2 separate regions of the Homo sapiens genome follow, and region 2 is linked to region 1. A link is a loop called in an ENCODE intact Hi-C map of the cell type or tissue named here. Cell type or tissue: breast epithelium. All regions are shown on one strand. Links, peaks and the distances in the headings refer to the core of each region. The heading gives the core; the rest is flanking DNA.

The links. Peaks named below come from ENCODE experiments on the same cell type or tissue, not always from the same donor. Only the 100,000 strongest peaks of a DNase experiment are listed, where the experiment ranks them.
Region 2: a loop joins it to region 1, with 13 times the contacts of the local background. A loop is called at or near these places in 1 of 110 quality-filtered maps.

What each region holds. Positions count from the first base shown.
Region 1 is chr9:128,993,596-128,999,976 of GRCh38, forward strand. NUP188 (nucleoporin 188) reads left to right here. Exons shown (of 44, transcript NM_015354.3): 27 at 1-99; 28 at 778-847; 29 at 1,261-1,328; 30 at 1,724-1,919; 31 at 4,556-4,633; 32 at 4,943-5,028; 33 at 5,577-5,722; 34 at 6,029-6,210. LOC101929314 (a long non-coding RNA gene) reads right to left here. Exons shown (of 4, transcript XR_007061810.1): 3 at 295-439; 4 at 59-136. Among named protein-coding and RNA genes, the nearest start is that of SH3GLB2, 32 kb to the right of the region's middle. In breast epithelium, for the core only: no CTCF peak of the experiment used is centred there; a DNase peak (open chromatin) is centred at 5,047.
Region 2 is chr9:129,055,517-129,061,897 of GRCh38, forward strand. MIGA2 (mitoguardin 2) reads left to right here. Exons shown (of 16, transcript NM_001329990.2): 7 at 3,638-3,755; 8 at 5,034-5,134; 9 at 5,715-5,830. It also overlaps the pseudogene LOC124902334. Among named protein-coding and RNA genes, the nearest start is that of MIGA2, 22 kb to the left of the region's middle. RefSeq lists an enhancer at 3,564-4,763. In breast epithelium, for the core only: no CTCF peak of the experiment used is centred there; no DNase peak of the experiment used is centred there.

The DNA of each region.
Region 1 (6,381 bases), core at 3,882-6,381:
ATACTGGTGCCCACCCCTGCTGCATCGTGCCGCCATTGCCTTTTTGCATGCTCTGTGGCAGGATCGGAGGGACAGTGCCATGCTGGTCCTCCGAACCAAGTAAGTCTGCCTCTGGGAGTAGTTTCATTGTTCTGGTCTATAAAATGGGAGTAATAATAGCTCTTATCCCAGAGGTTTGTTGTGACAGTTCACTGGGAATAAGAGTGCTTAGTCCTGGTTCAATACCTGGGAGTTTTACACTAATTCTCTTTCTAATGCTGCTGCAAGTATTAAGGATCTTTAAATATTAAGCACCTGGAAGGTTCAGTTGCTTTTGTGTTCCTGCCTTTTGCTAACTAGCTGCATCAAAACTCATTATTCTTGAGAAACAGTAGATTCAGGAGAGAGGCGCTTGCTCAAGTCACTGGATTGAATGAAACATTCCGTTCTATTGGACCTGCTGGCACAAAGGGAAGGAGTGTTAAAAGGCTAAATTTGGGAGTCTGCTGTCTTATTTCCCTCCCTCCTCTTCTGTGGGGCTTTTGGGAATCTACAGTGGAAGGAATCTTGAAGAGTTTTTATTGATCAACTCTATAATGCATAAGTGTGATTCATGAGAGGAAAATGTAATTTTATCTATGGAAACCTTTCATTTATACGGGAACAACTGACTTATCAGACACATATTAGGATTGAGACTGGTAAAATATGAAGTGACCACCAAAGGGAGCTTGAGAGAGGAGAAAATGACTGTGAGAGGGAAAAAGTTATGATTTCAAACATTTATTTCCTTTTTAGACCCAAGTTTTGGGAAAATTTAACCAGTCCGCTGTTTGGAACCCTTTCTCCTCCCTCTGAAACATCAGAGGTAAGCTGTGGCAGAGGGCAGGATGGTGGCTACAAGTCCCTTGGAGGAAAGGCTGTGGGCTGTGAGATGGGGCCGTAGACAATGATACCTCCCCTAATTAAACAACAGAATGTTCCCTTCACTAGAAACGTCTTTCTCAGGGAAGTGCCAGCTTTCTGTCCCTTTGATGTCTTGCTTTGGGAAGGAAAGTGGTTTGCGCTACTGTGTGTTGGTGGCTCTGTGGTCTTCTCCATTCAGTTGGAGACGTTGTGGACCTGACGCCTCTGCTCTTGCAAGTCAGGACATTCACATTCAACAGGGGTTGTGCTAACTTGTTCTGCAAGTGTTGGGCCCCTGCTCTGTTCCCTGTTTGATATACTGGGGGAGATCAGTGATCAGAGATGTGATAATTGCCTGTTCTGCTATCTCCACAGCCCAGCATCCTGGAAACCTGTGCCCTAATCATGAAGATAATTTGCTTGGAGATATACTATGTAGTAAAGTGAGTACTTTCCCCTCTTGAGATTTTAACTGAAGGTTGGGGGAGTGGGAGTTGGTGGCCTACCACTGGGTGCATGGCTGGAAGAGCCAAGGCAGAGGAGAGAACTGGTTTGGAACCATTCATGGAAGGCCAGTGAGCTGTGTTCCTGGCCAATCCACCGATGGCATTTATGATTGTCAGAAAGAGTTATTGTGAAGCAAACTCCATGCAACTGGGATTTTATGGAGGAGGAATCCTGGAAAGGCCTCAGCCTAACCCACACGTTGGAGGTGTCCTGGAGCCGTCTGCCTTTAAGCCCATGCAAGGTCGTTTTCTCTGCCTCAACAAGGGTCTGTACCCATTATATTCCCATCTGCTTTCAAAATCTAACTGGAGGTTTTTTCTTGACACTGTAGGGGTTCATTAGACCAGTCATTAAAGGATACACTGAAGAAATTTTCCATCGAGAAACGCTTTGCCTACTGGTCAGGGTATGTCAAGTCATTGGCAGTTCACGTGGCCGAAACAGAAGGCAGCAGCTGCACCTCCTTGTTAGAGTACCAGATGCTGGTGTCCGCCTGGAGGATGCTTCTCATCATTGCCACCACTCATGTAAGACCCTTTTGGGGAGAGTTTTCACTTTGGTACCTTAGCAATGATGTGTTGACATGAGCCTAGCAGATACAGCTCCTTGTGCGGAAGAATTAATCAGGGTTTATCCCTGAGAGCTAAACTGTAATAGGTTCTATGCTGAGAGATTGGGACTGTGGGGTATTTGAGGGTGTTGGGTCCAGGAGACCATTAAGAGGAATGCAGAGAAGTGATTTGAAATCCTTTCAGAGTTCCTAAAGCCTCCTGTACCTCCCTTAGGCCTTGGCTGGGTCTTAGCTGCTCCCTGGCTGCATCTGCCTCTTGTGCAAAGGCATAACTGTCTTCTCGTGCTGTGTACCTTGTAGATGCTAGGTCAATAAATACTTGTTGACTAGTCAGCAGGGAGCTGTGACAGCTGCAGCAGCACCCTCTCTAAAAAGCAGTTTGTCATTGGTTCTAGAAACTGCATTTCCTGGTCTTAGAAAAAGAACAGAGGCCATTGTCTCTGTACTCTGTCTACTGGGAGTTGGTTTTGAGAGAGAGAGATAACATCTGGAAGAAATGCATTGTTCTTGGCTTTTTTGTGGTTTGACTCCGTCACGCTGTATCATAAGGACTTGGTATTGAAGTGTTCTTTCTTGGGGTATCCAGATTAATTTTTTTTTTTTTTTCTTGAGACGGAGTCTTGCTCCGTCACCCAGGCTGGAATGCAGTGGTGCGATCTTGGCTTACTGCAACCTCCGCCTTCCGGGTTCAAGGAATTCTCCTGTCTCAGCCTCCCAGGTAGCTGGGATTATAGGTGCCTGCCACCACGCCCAGCTAATTTTTGTATTTTTCGTAGAGATGGGGTTTCACCTTGTTGGTCAGGCTGGTCTCGAACTCCTGACCTCAGGTGATCCACCCACCTCGGCCTCCCAAAGTGCTGGGATTACAGGTGTGAGCCACCACGCTTGGCCCAGATTAATCTTTTGACTTCATGAACAACTTCAGCTTGATAGATGCCTCCTTTTTCCAAGCACCTCCTACATCTGTGAAATTTGTTGCCTAGTGCCAGACTGCCCACATGCTTGGAGCTTTGAGCCTAGGAGGGGCAGGTTTGTGGCTACTCTTGCTGTGGCATGGTGGTTTTGGACCCCTAAGGCTCCAAACACACTTAAAGGCTCACCTGTCTTTGAGAATGGTTGATTCCCCAGGGTATAACCTTTATGTCACCTGCCTTTTAGGCCCTAGTTAGGCAGCAGTTCTTGAATTGTAGCTCTGAAAATCCCACCATCCTCTTTCCCCAAAGGAAACCTATCTGGCTCTCTGTCTCACCTGTCTACCTATACAAAAGAAAAGAAAAAAAAAGAGAAAGAAACCTAAGTCCAGGATGTTGGTCACCCATTCATTCTCTTAATGGCATTAGTGGAACGCTTCCAGGCATTGAGATGCAGCAGTGAATAAGGCAGATAAGATCTTTGATCGCATAGAGAGTGCCCTATGATGGAGGAGGTAAATTATAAACAAATTTAGCAATAAAAAATATGGTTTCAGATAGTGATAATTTGCTGTGAAGGAAATAATTAAAGTGCTGTGGTAATGAACACATGAGATAGAAGTAGTCAGGGTGGCCTTCTCTGAGTGGTGATGTCCCAGCTGAGAGCTGAATGTGTGAAGAAGCCTTCCAGGTGGAGCCCGTGGAGGAGAGAAGTCTAGGCAGATGGACTTGCAAGTGCAAAGTTCCAGCAGTGGAAAAGAGCTTGATATGTTCATGAAAGAGGCAAGCAGGGTTGGACTAGAGTGAGCACAGATGGGACTGATACTACATCAGTTGGACCAGATCCTGTGGGGTCTTTGGACCATGTTGAAGAGCTTGGTTTGCGTTTCCCGGGCACTGGGAAGCCTTTCAAGGATTCTAAGCAGAGGGAGGACAGAGTCTCAAAGAGGAGGTGAACCTGGGCTTGATTCTGACCATATCTAAGGGTTGACAGAAGAACAGCAGGGCCTTCAAGCCCTATTTTACTTTATTTTTTAGGGAACAGGATCTCACTATGTTGATCAGGTTGGAGTGCAGTGGTGCAATCATGGCTCACTGCAGCCTCAACCTCCAGGGCTCACGTGATCTTCCCACCTCAGCCTCCCAAGTAACTAGGACTACAGGCATGCACCACCATACCCAGCTAATTAAACATTTTTTGTTGTTGTTGAGATAGGGTCTCATCATGTTGCCCAGACTATAAGCCCTATTTTATTTTATTTATTTATTTAAGACGGAGTCTCTCTCTGTCGCCAGGCTGGAGTGCAGTGGTGCGATCTCGGCTCACTGCAGCCTCCGCTTCCTGGGTTCAAGCAATTCTCCTGCCTCAGCCTCCCGAGTAGCTGGGACTACAGGTGCGCGCCACCATGCCTGGCTAATTTTTGTATTTTTAGTAGAGACAGGGTTCCACCGTGTTGGCCAGGATGGTCTTGATCTCCTGACCTCGTGATCCGCCCACCTCAGCCTCCCAAAGTGTTAGGATTACAGGCATGAGCCACCACGCCCGGCCTATATAAGCCCTATTTTAAATCAGGGAGACTGTTTTACCAATGACTAATTGCCTAGCAGAGGACCCCATGTTTCTTGGCCTCTAAAATCTGGAAAATTTTCCCAGCTGAAACCTTTTTCTGTTCCTTTGCAGGCAGATATAATGCACCTGACTGACTCTGTGGTGCGTCGCCAGCTCTTTCTTGACGTGCTTGATGGAACCAAAGCATTAGTAAGTGTGTCTGGGAGATTTTACATTTCTCCCAGGGAGGTTGTCTTTGAAGTCAAATAGCAGAGGTCATGAGTCTGCCAGCCAGCCGCACAAATAGTCAGGTCACAGGGCTCACGTTGGCCTGGGAGGCCTGAGACTGTAGTGGGTCAGCAGAGCTCTGCTGCTGCCATGCCAACCCTGGCTTCTCCCCCTCCACTCCACTCCTGTGAGCTCACTGCTGGGGAAGAAAGGCAATGAGGCCGGAGGTGCCCTGTGGATGGCATGCGAATCTTTCCACTGACTTCTGACTGGTGTGCTGTCTCCTTTCAGCTCCTAGTTCCAGCCTCAGTGAACTGCCTTCGCCTTGGCTCCATGAAGTGCACTCTGCTGCTTATCCTCCTCCGGCAGTGGAAGAGGTGAGGCTGTGCCAGGAGAGGCAAGCCCGAGGCCAGAGCCTTCTTGTCAGTGCCTGCTTGCCTTCCTGAAAGGGAGAAATAGTGGGTGGAAGCTGGGCTGGTTTTCCATCTTGAGGAATGGGAGTGACATAGCAGATAGGAGGGTGAGGCAGACTGGTGGATATCCTGAGATGGAGCAGGGGCAGTGTGTGGCCTTTTATGAGGTATTTTGTCTCACTCCCCACCCCGTATTCTTTTTTTTTTTTTTTTTTGAGACGGAGTCTCACTCTGTCGCCCAGGCTGGAGTGCAGTGGCGCGATCTCGGCTCACTGCAACCTCCACCTCCCAGGTTCAAGTGATTCTCGTGCCTCAACCTCCCTAGTAGCTGGGATTACGGGTGCGCGCTACCATGCCTAATTTTTGTATTTTTAGTAGAGACAGGGTTTCACCATGTTGGCCAGGCTGGTCTCGAACTCCTGACCTCAGGTGATCCACCCGCCTTGGCCTCCCAAAGTGCTAGGATTACAGGCATGAGCCACCACGCCTGGCCCACCCAGTATTCTTTCTAGAGAGTTAGGTTCTGTGGATGAAATCCTTGGACCCTTGACGGAGATCCTGGAGGGAGTGCTGCAGGCCGACCAGCAACTCATGGAGAAGACCAAGGCCAAGGTGTTCTCAGCATTCATCACAGTGTTGCAAATGAAGGAGATGAAAGGTGAGGGGCAGAGGCAGGGGGAGCAGCAGCTGCAGTCTGCCCACTCCTGCTGACAGCCAGGCAGGGCTTCCTTCAGCTTAGGGCCACACATTTCTTCTGGGACTTTTGAGTTTCCAGTCATGGAATTCTTACCCCAAGAAAGCTATTTTTTTCCCTCATGTGTCTCTCCCTCCTCTCCCACTGGACAGATGCTGTCCCTCCTAGCGCCCTAGTACATCTCCAGCCCCTTCCTAGGAAGGAAACCTTGGTGTACAGTGAGAGTTGGCCTGGTGAGCATGACAGTGTCCCTCCCTGTCTATTCTACAGTAAGTGACATCCCCCAGTACTCCCAGCTGGTGCTGAATGTCTGTGAGACCCTCCAAGAGGAAGTGATTGCACTCTTCGACCAGACCCGCCACAGTCTGGCATTAGGCAGTGCCACAGAGGACAAGGACAGCATGGAGACTGACGACTGTTCTCGGTCCCGGCACAGGGACCAGCGTGATGGGGTGAGACAGTGCCCTAGAAGGCCATCCGTCCTTTCCACTGCCCGCCAGCTCTGTGCCTGACTCTGGGGATAAGTAGTGATCAAGACAGATAGTCGCTGCACTTCTGGAGTTCACGGCCTGGTGGGAAAGGTTAATAGATCAGACACTGCAGAAAAGCAGAAGCAGCCCATT
Region 2 (6,381 bases), core at 2,232-4,731, 60 kb after region 1:
ATAAATTTCCAAAAAATTCTTCTATATACTTATTGAAAAATATCTGGCCAGGGGCCTCGCGCGGTGGCTCACGCCTGTAATCCCAGCACTTTGGGAGGATGAGGTGGGCGATCACGAGGTCAGGAGATCAAGACCATCCTGGCTAACACAGTGAAACCCCGTCTCTACTAAAAATACAAAAAATTAGCCGGGCGTAGTGGCGGGCACCTGTAGTCCCAGCTACTCAGGAGGCTGAGGCAGGAGAATGGCATGAACCTGGGAGGCGGAGCCTGCAGTGAGCTGAGATTGCACCACTGCACTCCAGCCTGGGCGACAGAGCCAGACTCCATCTGAAAAAAAAAAAAAAAATTTGGCCGGGTGCAGTAGCTCACACCTGTAGTCCCAACACTTAGGAGACCAAGGTGGGAGGATCACTTGAGTCTAGGAATTCAAGACCAGCCTGGGCAACATGGTGAGATCCTGTCTCTACAATAAATACAAAAATATTTGCCGAGCGTGGTGGTGGGCACCTGTAGCCCCAGCTACTCAGGAGGCTGAGTTGGGAGGATTGCCTGAGCCCATGATCTCATCACTGCACTGTAGCATGGGCAACAGAGCAAGACCCTGTCTCAAGAAAAAAAAAAAAAAAAAAAACTTATGTTGTTCAAGGGTCACATGTGTATTATTAAAATTAATTTTGCCCATTACTTTGTGCTATTTATTGTGGTCTGTAGCAAACATTAAATGTTGCACGTGGCTTTCCACTGGACAGCACTGCTCTAGAGCCACAGACACCTGTATTCAGTTTGTGGCACCACTAGTTCTACACTGTGACCTCAGGGAAATAATTCCCCCTTCCGAGCCTTGTCTTAGTTTCTCTGTCTGTCAAGGGAAATAAGAGTGTCTTTCTCCTAAGATCTCAGGGATAACTTAAAGAACTACAGTAGGCAATGCACGTCACAGAAGACTGGCCCATGGTGGCCACCAGTAAGGGTAGCTTTTAGAATAAATACTGTAATAATGACTTTTTTTTTTTTTTTTAAGACGGACTCCTGCTCTGTTGCCCAGGCTGAAGTGCAGTGGCACAATCTCGGCTCACTGCTACCTCCACTTCCTGGGTTCAAGCGATTCTCCTGCCTCAGTCTCCCAAGTCGCTGGAATTACAGGCGCACACCACCAAGCCCAGCTAATTTTTGTGTTTTTAGTAGAGACGGGTTTTCACCAAGTAGACCAGGCTGGTCTCGAACTCCTGACCTCAAGTGATCTGCCCGCCTCGCCCCCCAAAGTGCTGGGATTACAGGCATGAGCCACTGCACCCAGCTGAGCTCAGGAGTTCAAAACCAGCCTGGGCAACATGGTGAAACCCCACCTTTACTAAAAATACAAAAATTAGCCGGGTGTGGCGGTACGTGCCTATGGTCCCAAGTACTCAGGAGGGTGAGGTGGGAGAATTGCTTGAACCTGGGAGTTGGAAGTTGCAGTGAACCGAGATCATGCCACTGCATTCCAGCCTGGGCAACAGAACGAGACCCCATCTCAAAAAAGAAAAAAAGAAAGGACAGTCCTGATGAAAATCCTGACTGCATTTGCAAAAAACAGTAGAGTTAGTCTATACCTTCCTGCCTTAAATCTAGTGCTCACTTCTCTTCCATACTAATAAATGTCCTTTGTGGCATTTTTTTTCCAGAATAGGGCACTTTCATTTGCATTAGAAACCTATTCAGGCAGATATCCTTTCTCCTCAATGATTTTCTTTTTTAAAATTAAATATATATGTGTATTTTATATATATAAATTTTGTTGTTGTTGTTGTTGAGATGGAGTCTCGCTCTGTTGCCCAGGCTGGAGTGCAGTGGCTCTCGATCTCGGCTCACTGCAAGCTCCCCCTCCCGGGTTCATGCCATCCTCCTGTCTCAGCCTCCCAAGTAGCTGGGACTACAGGCGCCCGCCACCATGCCCGGCTGATTTTTTGTATTTTTAGTAGACGGGGTTTCACCATGTCAGCCAGGATGGTCTCGATCTCCTGACCTCGTGATCCCCCTGACTTGGACTCCCAAAGTGCTGGGATTACTGGTGTGAGCCATTGTGCCTGGCCCAATGATTTCCTTTCATTTATTTATTTATTTTGAGACAGAGTCTCGCTCTGTCACCAAGGCTGGAGTGCAGTGGCACCATTATGGCTCACTGCAACCTCAACCTCCCTGGGCTCACATGATCCTCCTACCTCAGCCTCCTGAGTAGCTGGGACTACAGGCACACGCCACCACGCCCACCTAATTTTTGTATTTTTTGTAGAGATAGGGTCTTTCCATGTTGCCTAGGCTGGTCTCAAACTTCTGGGCTCAAGGGATCCTCCTGCCTCTGCCTTCCAAAGTGCTGGGATTATAGGTGTGAGCCACCTCACCCGGTCCATTTTTCTTCTTTATGATTTCTTTAATAACATTTTCTTTTCTCTGGCTTAGTTTGGTATAAGGATACAGAATATAATACATAGAACATACAAAATATGTGTTAATCGACTACATTCTTATTAAGACTTCTGGTCAACAATAGGTTATTAGTAGTTAATAACCTACTAATAACTCCCCCTACTTTTAGAGGAGTCAAAAGTTATATGTGGGCTGGGCACGGTGGCTCACACCTCTAATCCTAGCACTTTGGGAGGCTGAGGCAGGAGGATTGCATGAACCCATACGTTTGAAACCAGCCTGGGCAATGTGGCAAAACCCTGTATCTACCAAAGATATATACAGAAGTTAGCCAGGTATGGTGATGTATGCCTGTAGTGTCCTAGCTACTAGGGAAGCAGAGACGGAAGGATCACTTGAACTCAGGAGGTTGAGATTGTGGTTAGATGTGATTGCGCCACTGCACTGCGGGCTGGGTGACAGAACGAGACCTTGTCTCAAAAAAAAAAAAAAAAAAGTTTTTTATGTAGATTTTCAACTATGTGGGCACAGGGGTGAGTCAGTTACCATAAGTCCACAATTTTCTTTCTTTCTTTTTTTTTTTTTTTTTTTTTGAGACGGAGTCCTGTTCTGTCGCCCAGGCTAGAGTGCAATGGCGCGATCTTGGCTCACTGCAACCTCTGCCTCCCAGGTTCAAGCAATTCTCCTGCCTCAGCCTCCTGAGTAGCTGGGACTATAGACACCCGCCACCACACCCGGCTAATTTTTGTATTTTTAGTAGAGATATGGTTTCATCATGTTGGTCAGGCTGGTCTCGAACTCCTGACCTTGTGATCTGCCCACCTCGGCCACCCAAAATGCTGGGATTACAGGCGTGAGCCACTGTGCCTGGCAACCTAAGTCCACAGTTTTCAAGGGTCAGCTGTACTTCATGTAACCTGGTATGTCCAGTATGTGATCATTTCAGCATGTAATCAACAGAAAAGATTCCTGAGACAGTCTATGCTTTTTGGTGCCGTGTTTGAAATCTGGTGTGTGTTTACACTCTGGGACTGTCCAGGTTTCCAGTGCTCAGCTGCCAGAAGTGGCTGGTGGCTCCTCTATCGAGCAGTGAAGTTTTGGAGTTTATGTGCTTAGCTGCTGGGTCCTAGAGCTCCTCCCCTTTCCCCAGGGACCTGGGGGTGAGGGAAGGGGCCATTTTCATCGGGAGCTTTGAGGGTCTGGGTTGAGGGTCCTTGTTTTTATGGCAGCCAGAGTCACAGCGGAAGGAGTTTGCAGAGAAGCTGGAGTCCCTGCTGCACCGTGCCTACCACCTGCAGGAGGAGTTCGGCTCCACCTTCCCCGCAGACAGCATGCTGCTAGACCTCGGTGAGCTGGGCCCAGTGCAGGTGGGGTGGGCGTGGAGGGTGGCAGGGATGGAGGTGAGGAGAAGTTGCGAGAACCGGGTCGTGGTTCTCTCAGTGCGTCCAATGAATCAGAATCCCCAGGGCTCTCCGACCTCGCGTGATCCAGCACCTTATGGCACAGATGGGGAAACTGAGGTGTTCCCTTCTCCATGGCAGGCTGGAGCAGAGCTGAGGTGAGGCCCAGAATCCCCAGCAAGTGCACCTGGCTCCATCCTCTTGGGTGCAGCCTTGGGGTTCGTGTGGCAGCATCTCCCTGATGGCTCTCCCAGGCCTTCGCTTCGAGTCCTTTCCTGTGGCTCAAACTGGGTGGGTGGATGGAGTGACTCACGGGAGGTTCACTCAGAGCAGGCCAAAGGCCAAGAACAGAAGTTCCTGTTGTTGGGTGCGCTGAGGTGAAATGATGTGACATACTGAGGGGGAACCAAGTTATTCTGCCAAACAGCCACTGTCCTCTTCGGACCCCTGCAGTGAATGACACCCTGGCCCCTCCCTGTGCACTCAACCCTGTGGGACCCTCAGACTCCTGAGGGTCCAGCTGCCTGGCTCTGCCAGTGGAGACACAGAACCGGAGTGGGTCGGCCGAGCCACGCACCCTGCCCTGGCTTCTCCCCACGTGCTCTGGGTGTGGTTTCTCTGTTGGAGGAATCTGCCTCCTCTGGCCTCCCTACATGGCAGAAAGGGCTGGGGGACCTTTAGGGTGGCCCGCCGCAGGTCTGTGGCCTTTGCTTATTTGCTCGACAATCCTTTCCTGAGCACCCTTGGAGGTCCACACCCCTCAGCCCTTGGGCGAGCACGGAGGGGAACTCCAGGTTAGTGGCTGTGGACTCTTTCGAGCCCTTGGTATCAATGGCTGAGTTTCAGCTTGTCAGAGGAGAGAGGCGATTTCCCCGGGGCCACACAGTTCAAGGTCCTCCCCCTGCAGAGCTTGGGCCTTCAGGCCTCAGGTCCAGCGGTGCAACCTGTGAGCCTGGCAGAGCCGCTCACCAGCCGAGGGCTCACACCTGAGGCTGACGACCTCCGAGGATGTCGTGGGTGTTGAAGGAGGTCACTCACTGAGGCGAGGAGTCCAGCGTCCTCACACAGAAGCGCTTGGCACGTCAGAGCTTTGCCATTGAGTGTGGGAATCACAGGCTCGGGATGAAGCCTCCCCTGGGCCTGATGGGGGACTTCGTGTACCGGGATTCCAGCTGAGCACTGTGTGGGGAGTCTCAGCCCCGCTTTCTCTCACTGCTCTTCCCAGAGAGGACCCTCATGCTGCCCCTGACCGAGGGCTCGCTGCGGCTGCGGGCGGACGATGAGGACAGCCTGACTTCAGAGGATTCCTTCTTCTCCGCCACCGAGGTGACTCGGGGTGGGGACCAAGCCTGGGGTGGGGTGAAGGCTGGGCCTCCTCTGCAGGTCCATGGGGCCAGCACTGGGTCATGGGAAAGTGGAGGCATTTCCTCTGATGGGAGAATTTGGATGCTCCCACGGGCCTCCTCGAAGCTGTTGGGGATGGGGGGTGCTGAGAAATCGGGGGCTGTTGTCCTGTGGGTGAGAGCAGGGGTTCCACCCCGAAGGGCTCCAGCCCGTGCTGGCCTTTCCCTTCTCCAGACCGCTGTGCCCATTGTTTGGCCTCAGTCTCCTGCCATGGGCACATGGATCAGGCACTGTGTCCTTCCTTGGGATGGGAGGACATGCACATGTGTCCTTTAGATGGCCTTTTTGGGAGGGACCCCTGGAGATGGGGATGCTGAGGGCCAGAACTGGGCTCGAACTGGAGCCTCCTGGCCAGTGTTCCCTCTGACATCCCCTCAGAGACGTTGGCAGTGGGCAGGCACCTGGGGTGGCCGCTGTGGCCGACCAATGGGCAGGTGCCCTTGCGCCGTGGCGTGCTGCTCACATGGGCTTCCCTGGTCTCTTCCTCTGCACCCTCTCCCAGCTCTTTGAGTCCCTGCAGACTGGAGATTACCCGATCCCACTCTCCAGACCCGCCGCTGCCTATGAGGAGGCCCTGCAGCTGGTGAAGGAGGGGAGAGTGCCTTGCCGGACCCTCAGGTGAGCAGGTGTGGAGGGAGGGAGGGAGGGAGCAGGAGGCGATGGGTGATTCTGGCCCTTGCGGGAGGCGGAGAAGCCAGCGGTGCTTGGCGAGGACTTAGCCTGAGTGAGTCCAGGCTGCCTGAGGGCCGTGGTGAGCTGGTGACAGCTCCTCCCCCAGCTGCAGAGGGCCTGGATGGACCCATACTGGCAGGTCTGATACCAATAATGACAGTAACAAATGAACATAATTAATAAAGAACAATAGTTACTACCAGTTCTAAATTCTGAGAGAGTGTATGCTTCTACAGCACATACACTGAAAAAAAAATTGGAATGATACAGAGAAGATGAACGTGGTCCCGGCATAAGGATAACATGCAGATTTACTAAGCATTCCATATGAAAACAAAAGTAAATTCTCAGCGGGTACAGCCACAGCCACACAGGGGGCACTGGTCCTAAGCGCAGTGTCTGGACACAGCTCCTCTGTAGGAGAGGTCAGGTACCCAGGCTGTGGGGACAGACAGGCCCAGACTCCAAGTTCTGCCACCCTGAACAAGTCGCTTAAC